2 separate regions of the Homo sapiens genome follow, and region 1 is linked to region 2. A link is a loop called in an ENCODE intact Hi-C map of the cell type or tissue named here. Cell type or tissue: PC-3. All regions are shown on one strand.

Region 1 (4,000 bases), 520 kb before region 2:
CTATCCAGTTTATAGTGTCTATTCATATAAGGAGTAGTCAAAGTATACTAAATTATTACACCAACTGGTAAAATCTACTTCCATACTGATTAGCTGAGTTCATATATATATAAATGTGGATATCGGTATGTAATTTTAGCAGCTATAATTAAATAATTTTAAAGAAGACTGAATTTGTTTTCTAGATTTTAAACTCATTTATGACCTTTATGAACTTTAATAAAATATTATATATCCACTGCTAGGTATTTTAAATGTTGTTTACACAAGTGAATAATATGCCCTAGTGAGACCAGTGCCTGAGTTATTCTCTGGTTCTAACAGAGTTCCTTTGGGAGTTATCTGCTTCAAGCCACTATGGATCTAAAGCATACTATAACACAAGACAGAGTCACTTAGTACCCTCCCAGGAACCATGTCCTCTGACACTGTCATGGCACCAGGGAAAAATCTGTCTCATATTTGTTTAGCATTCTACATTAATTTCAACAATCAATACAGTAAAAACATAGCTAAGCATTCTGGAGATATTTCTTGATAAACTACTATGTGCCAGGTACTATATATGCAAATGACACTAGGACAGGTTAAGCAGGTGGTCCAAGTTACAGAGCTTAAGTGTCTCTGCCTCTAAAGCACAGCTGAATCATTACGCAATGGCTTCTCTTCATACGGTATTTTCTACGTACTTATTCCCTCTCCTACACCAAAAGAAGAAATATTTAACTTAGTGCTTGGTGCAAGGTTGATGATCAATAAATGCTTCTTGAATAAGAAAAAGTCTTCTCTAACCAAAATTTCGCCCTCTTCTCAGGAATCCTGTCTTAGTTAAAAGCATCACCATTCACTCAATTTATCCAAGCTGAAAACTGCAGAACCATCTATTATTTATTTTCTTCACTCTTAAGCCCTTCATCCAATCGGTCACTGTGATGCTTAATTTTACATGTCAGTTGGGATGGGCCACAGGCCCTAGATATTTGGTCAAGTACTATTCTGGATGTTTCTATGAGGGTGTTTTTTGGATGAGATTGACATTTAAATTGGTGGGCTTTTAGTAAAGCAGATTACTTTCTCTAATATGGGTGGGCCTCATTTAATCAGTTAAAAGCCTTAATAGAACAACAGACTGACCTCCCCAGGGGAAAGTAGAAATTCTGCCAGCAGACAGAGTTCAGGTTTGAACTGCAACATCAACTCTTCCCTGGGTCTCCAGTTTGTTAGCCTACCCTGCTAATTTTGGACTTTCCAGCCTCCATAATCAAGTAAACCAATTCAGATGCACGTGTGCACACGCACACACACACACACACGCACACACTCACCCACACACACACATTCTATTTGTTCTGTGTCTCTGGAGAACCCTGACTAACATGGTCATTAAGTTTTATAAATTCTTTCTCTGACCATCCTCAATTCCCTGCATTGGCTCAAGTTCCAGTCTCTTGCAGTAGCCTTATAATTAGTCTTTCTGCTCCTAGCTTCTCTAATTCTCAAACTGGAATTAGGTCAGTGGCTCCCAAATGCCTGCAGAATCAAATTCAGACTCCTTGGCATGACACGCAAGGCCGCTCACAATTTGGAACCAGCTTTCCTACCCAGTTCCATCTCCCACCCTCAGTCCATTCCAGTCTGTCCCACTCTTTCACACCTCTGGGTCTTGCTGTCTGTGTTGTGAAACGTTCTTCTGAAAATCTGAGCAAGAGTTCCAGTTATTACGTACACAATCAAATGGAAGATTTTTGGCCCCGACTCCTTACTTGGCACTTTGTTGCCCAATCAGTGACTTTGGATCAGTGACTTTTGTGAGTTAAAAGCAAGAAAAGAGTTCAGCCTTCCCTAAGAATTCTTTCCTTATCTCTGTGGATCATATAAATCCATATGTGCCCTGTAAACTGTGTTGACACAATGAAAGAAAAACCAGTGGAAGGTGAAACAATAAATCAGCTACAGTCAACACATTGCCAAGCCACTGTTCTGACTGCTTTTTCGTTCACCTGATGCTTTTCACTTAACTGACACAATATCCCAGTTATGTTTTCATCGGGTAGCCACACCTTTAGCAAATAAATGATGTTAGACAGGGGCCCATAAAACTTCCAACATAATTTTAAAGTCTTTTGTTTCATGTTGTATTGAATTTCATCAGACTGATTTCTGACTACCTGTCATGTATGTTTCCTTTGTTCATTAGAATGTAAGATTCGAATTGCTTTGAAATTCCCTTTGGTGAATTGTTATGCGATGTGAAATGTTATCAAAAGGTCACTGAAATACATGTACCAGCAGCTTTCAAAATTAACAGACAGCATGGCCAATTCTACATCTGGAAAACGGCCCAGTCAGGAATGCAGATATAATACAGCCAATATTCATTCATTCAGCAAAGGAAATTTACTTCCTCTCTACTGTGCTAAGTCTGGGAATATTAAAGTGAATATAATAAACTCTCTATCCTTAAGGGGTTCAAAGGAAGAAGACAGCCAGATTAACAAACCATAACTTTGTGTACTTTAAATAATGCTTAAGAAAAATAAGTTCTATGTACACTTAGGGACTGGTCAAGACAGGATCCACCAAAAAAAAAAAAAAAAAAAAAAAAAAAACCATTTGTGTGTGTGTGTGTGTGTGTGTGTGAGTGTGACGGTGTCTCACTCTGTCATCCAAGGTGGAGTACAGTGGAGAGATCTCAGCTCACTGCAACCTCTGCCTCCCAGGCTCCCAGGCTCAAGTGATCATCCCACCTCAGGCTCCTGAGTAGCTGGGACAACCAGTACATGCCACCACACCTGGCTAATTTTTTTTTGTACTTCTGGCACAAAAGTACAAAAGAAGGAGTTTCCCCACATTGCCCAGGCTGGTCTCAAACTCTTGAGCTCAAAAGATTCACCAGCCTTGGCCTCCCAAAGTGCTGGGATTACAGGCATGTGCCACCACACCCAGCTCTGATTTTTGAGCTGAATTAAATAGTGTCACCTGATAGAAAATCTGGCTTGCTTTAGAGAACTGATTCATAAAATGTGGTCCCCCGACCAATATCTTCAGCACTGCATGGAAACTTGTTAGAAATGCAGAGTCAGGCCCCAATTCAGGCCTCTTGAATCTGATGTTCTGGGGATGTGTTTTAGTAGCTCTCTTCATCATTCTGATGCACCCTTAACTTTGAGAGTCACCAATTTAGAGAGAGATGCACAGCCCAACACAGCTGGTATCTAAGGAGTGGGCTTTTGGGGACAAGTAGTTGAAGAGGGCCACAGAAGATGAGGACTATAGAGTTACAAAGTGTAAAGAAGCCTAAATACCTTGCTTAAAAGTTAAGACTATCCTCTAGGTCATGGGAATACATTAAAGTGTGGTAACTAGGAAACTATAATAATTAGATATGTGATTTTGGAAAAATAATTGGAGCAGCAATTTAAGACATAAATTCAAGATATGTAAGCAGTGAGGGACATAGGAGACTGTTATAAAAGTCCAAGCCAATGGTGTTTGGGGCCTGAGTTAAGTAGCCAGTGGCAATGAGAATGAGGAAGGAATGATGGATTTGAGAGGCTTTTAGAATGTAGAATTGCCAGTACTATTTTTGACTGAATAGATATAGATCTTAGAGGGCAGGAAAAGAATGATCTCCTTAATTGTCTGGTGCATTCTTTCTCAAACTGAATGTCCAAACCATTTTTAAATGGAGTGAAGAAGAGATGAAACTTTGCAAGTTGGTAATTGAAGTGAGAGATGGAAGGAAACTTGAGTGAGAAGTAAGCTTAGGTTTAAATAGCTTGAGGTATCTGTTAAAATATCCACAGCAGAAATAAAATAAAATACATTGCTGTGTCTGTTGGGTGTTGTTTTTTTAAATCTTGCTTTCTTGCAATTTCCTATTAGACTTCAAGAGTACCCCAATAAAAAAGTGAGTACATATTCTGTATAAATGTCAATTCACAATAAAATTCCAGATGAGCATTTGGCTGTTTGTATTACCAATTTACCTGATGGATCT
Region 2 (4,000 bases):
GCCTCAAAGGAGGCAGCTACTTACTAGGAAGTTTAATCAAAGACAAGAAATAAAACCCCTTGGTACAAATGTATACAGACACACACTCTATACATGTACATATTCAGTTTATGCATTTGAATTGCTCCAAATGTCTGTCTCAGAAGACTGTATTTTTTTATTTGATTCTATCTTCCTGTCCTCCTTTGTCCCTTGCATCCTGCTGTGTGTTGACTGAGCGCTGAGGGACCACAGCATGAAGGCCATCCCTTTTGGGGTACAGGGGGTGGCTTTTGATGCATCCCAGTTAAATGTCTGACTTGCTGACCTTGCTGAAGCAAGCTCAGGGGACTTGTCTTCTTCCCTCCTCCCCCAACACTATCACCTGAAACCTGTTCTGCCTGCCTGTCCCCAAAGTAGGGACTCCAGGAACCTTAGCAGGAACTACTAGAGGAACGGTCTACACAATAAGGGGTACATATTGTATATGAATGGTGCAGTACATATATTTTATTTTATTTTAAAGCTGGCCTCAAGTCATCAAGGGCAATGTTGCTTTAGGATATGTATGTTTGCCTAACTTAAAAGCAAATATTTTTGTTACTGATCAAAATTCCTGATTAAAAATTACTTTCTAAAGATCTCCATGTGATTTTTTTTTATGATGCTCTTTGTTACTTAAAATGTCTAAATTACACCTAAGACATTTTGTAACTAGGACACTTGCTTGGTAGAACATATGTTTTGATTATTTAAAAGAAGTAAAGCATGTCTTTCCACAGTAAACATTAATTGATCTCTAATGATCTGTTTTTGTTTGTTTGTTTGTTTGTTTTTTTGAGATGGAGTCTCGCTCTGTCGCCCAGGCTGGAGTGCAGTGGTGCGATCTCAGGTCACTATAAGCTCTGCCTCCCGGGTTCACGCCATTCACCTGCCTCCGCCTCCCGAGTAGCTGGGACTACAGGTGCCCACCACCAGGCCCGGCTATTTTTTATTTTTTTATTTTTTTATTTTTTAGTAGAGACTGGGTTTCACTGTGTTGGGCAGGATGGTCTCGATCTCCTGACCTCGTGAGCCACCCGCCTCGGCCTCCCAAAGTGCAGGGATTACAGGCGTGAGCCACTGCACCTGGTCTCTAATGATCTGTTTTGATTTAGTATTTCTTTTCATGTTATATCTTGGGCCCTGTAAGTTTTCACTGATGCTTAAACTTGGTCAGTGAAAATATCGTCACCATCTATATGTGCGGTGCAGCCTCCCACGTGAACATATGGGACAGCATCTTAGTGTTACCGGTGGTGCCTTATAAAAGTCTTATTTCTGCTCCCTCTTCTTACTCACAAGACTCCTTAACAGGCCATTGTATCTTCTAGAAGTGGGAAATGATAATGTTACTAGGGAAGCAAGAAAAAAGCAGCTTGGGCTTCTTTTAGCTGACCAGTCAGCTGGATATTGACCACCTGTCTTCATGGGAAAGAAATAGATGGCAGTGAATAAGCGAGAGTCTAGTTTTCCAAAGAAGCTCAATGATTTTCCCAAATCAATACAGCTCATCAGGCCTCAGAACAAAGGCTGCAGGGGAGGTGACAGTGATGGAAGTGGCTCTGTGTTCTTTTGTGTATTAAACCATAAGGCCCATGGGGAAACAAGGTTTCTTTAGCTGTGTGTGTGTGTGTGTGTGTGTGTGTGTGTGTGTGTGTGTGTGTGTGTGTGTTTAGGGCTTATTCTGTGTATTTAGGGGGAAAATCCTTTCAGATTTTTTTTTTAAAAAAGGATTTCCATAGATTGTATACCAATGACCAAATGTACTTTTGAAAGAGATAAGTACAGTCAAGTAAGAAAGATTATCATGTTTTAAAATGCAGAGTAGAACAGCATTTTTCCATTGCTTTTGTTATTGCTTAAGGTTTCATTTTTTGTTGTCGTTGTATGTGGATTGGGTTTAGATGAACCAAAAACAAGTCTGTGTTCAGATTAACCTCTGGCAAACCAAGAATCGTAACTACCCTCCCATAAACAAACCCTGTTCCTAATGCCCTGAAAATAACACCAAACCCTAATAGGAATGCTCAACTGTCATCTGAGAGGTTATAATTAACGCAGATAGAGTGATGCCAACATATTCCAGCCGCTGACAGAGAAGATCTATCCAAACCAGCAATTTTTAGCCCTTCAGTCCTTTAATCTTTAAGCTCACTGTGCTTTCATAAAGTAGTACATTAACACCAGAGCAGTGTGTCTCTGGGGTTTATGACTGGGGTGGCGGCACACTAGGGCATAAAGTGTTTCATTACACTTCCTTTTGTTAGTACTGCCCTATCTCCCAAGCTCCATTGCCATACACTATTTGTTCAGATAAAGCCCTATGTTCAGGGTGACTAATCGCAGCACTGTGTTCCAGATGGTTTGATTACAGGATGTGTTTAAAGTGACTCTTCAAACATTCAGCCCAGCGGTAGGGCTCTTTAAAAAAAAAACATACTGCATTTTATGGTCATGTGACAACACTTACTTTTCCTGTCCTAGTGCTCTATATATACTTGGCACAGGTAATGGGAAAGTCCCTCTGATTTTTGGCTGGCAGGTATTTTATGAGCAACCTTAGTTGTACATTTTAAATTTTCCCAAATAATTATATTTGAAGAAGGATCTGTCTGAAGGTTATAAGCTCCGAGGCTGGAACAGCGAAGCTTGTGCTATACAAGATTCAGCCTTTACAAAGTACCAGTATTGAATACCACAGAGTGACGACAACATAATAATGGGGGGAGGGAGTCCTGAACAAAGAAATGGTGATAAATCATACCTTGCACAATAGTCACGTTGTGTAAAAATGGAGGGTAATATGATATCTGAAATATATGAATTTTATCCTGTACTCATGAAATCAGCATATTGTGACATTTTGTCACCAATGTTTCACTAGAAAAAAATATATAAAAGGAAAGAAATGTGTAAACTTTCTTTTTTAAAGGCATATGGCATGAATGGGTTACCATTTGGTGTTATTCGAATGAGGTTTCTGTTTTCTGCCTGGATGCACATCAAATGCATCCAGATGTGGTAGTCTGAGAGAGTTCAAAAAAACTTCTGTCTGATTCCAAACTCAGCATTTGCGATGCTTGGCAAAGACTTCTGTCCCGGGGATGAGGCACTTTAAAGACTCTGAAGCAGTCTTTAAACTCAATACAAACAGAATTATGTCAATCCACTGGGAAATCAGGCATTTGCCCCGTTCTTGAGGAAACAGCTTCACAAATACCAGAAATAATAATTCATAAACCACATTTATAACATCTTGGGAGCAAAGCCTCTCCACAGAGAATGTCTATCATCTATAAAACTAGTGGGAGATTATGCTTATTGAAAAAGTATGGTAGTAATAAAAGGAAGTCACTGAGTAGGATTCAGTCTAGACTCTCTCTCTCGTCAGTCCTCGTGTAGTTAGTTCCTAGGTGTTTAATGAATTCTCACTATTAGGTAGCCACTGTGCCGCCAGGGGTTGTGGGTGCAGACACTGCTCCTATTTTCAAGGAGTGTCATCTAGTTGGAAGAGTTAGGCATACTGTGTATACAAGCAGAGTAAAATATTATGGGGGCCATGTATTACGGTAGGACAAATAGCCTTAAGTTCAGACCTGGGAAGTTCTCCTTGTCATTCAGGGTCCCAGATGAAGGAGACTCTGCCACCTTTATCCTGAGGACTTCGAGATCACAATAGCCATTTCCATTGCAGCCAGACAGAAAGGGATGAGAGGTTCTTATGGGCCAGGCCTGGAAGTGGCCCACATTCATCAGTTCTCTCACTTGCTTTCTGTAGGACTCAGTCACATGGCTGCATCGGACTGATAGGGAGGCTGAGAAGGAGTCTAGTTGTGAGCTCAGAAAGGGGAGGGAAACATGGCTCGTACGTTTCCATCAGGGCAAGAACTGTGTATGCAGTGCTGTGGGGATCCAGGAGAGAATGGCTGTCTTTTGGCAGTGTGCCTGGTATGCGTGTGTCTAGGGCAAGGATTCACAG

What was found. A loop is a pair of places that touch in the nucleus more often than their neighbours do. Peaks named below come from ENCODE experiments on the same cell type or tissue, not always from the same donor. Only the 100,000 strongest peaks of a DNase experiment are listed, where the experiment ranks them.
Region 1: it touches region 2 in a loop (3-fold over the local background); 2 of 110 quality-filtered maps call a loop at or near these places.

Annotation. Positions count from the first base shown.
Region 1 is chr5:125,174,190-125,178,189 of GRCh38, reverse strand. The region is part of intron 4 of LOC101927421 (a long non-coding RNA gene); the gene reads right to left. Among named protein-coding and RNA genes, the nearest start is that of LINC02240, 320 kb to the left of the region's middle. In PC-3, no CTCF peak of the experiment used is centred here; a DNase peak (open chromatin) is centred at 1,999; H3K27ac peaks cover 1,571 bases.
Region 2 is chr5:124,654,493-124,658,492 of GRCh38, reverse strand. The region is part of intron 3 of ZNF608 (zinc finger protein 608); the gene reads left to right. Among named protein-coding and RNA genes, the nearest start is that of ZNF608, 90 kb to the left of the region's middle. In PC-3, no CTCF peak of the experiment used is centred here; a DNase peak (open chromatin) is centred at 2,392; H3K4me3 peaks cover 1,300 bases; H3K27ac peaks cover 1,597 bases.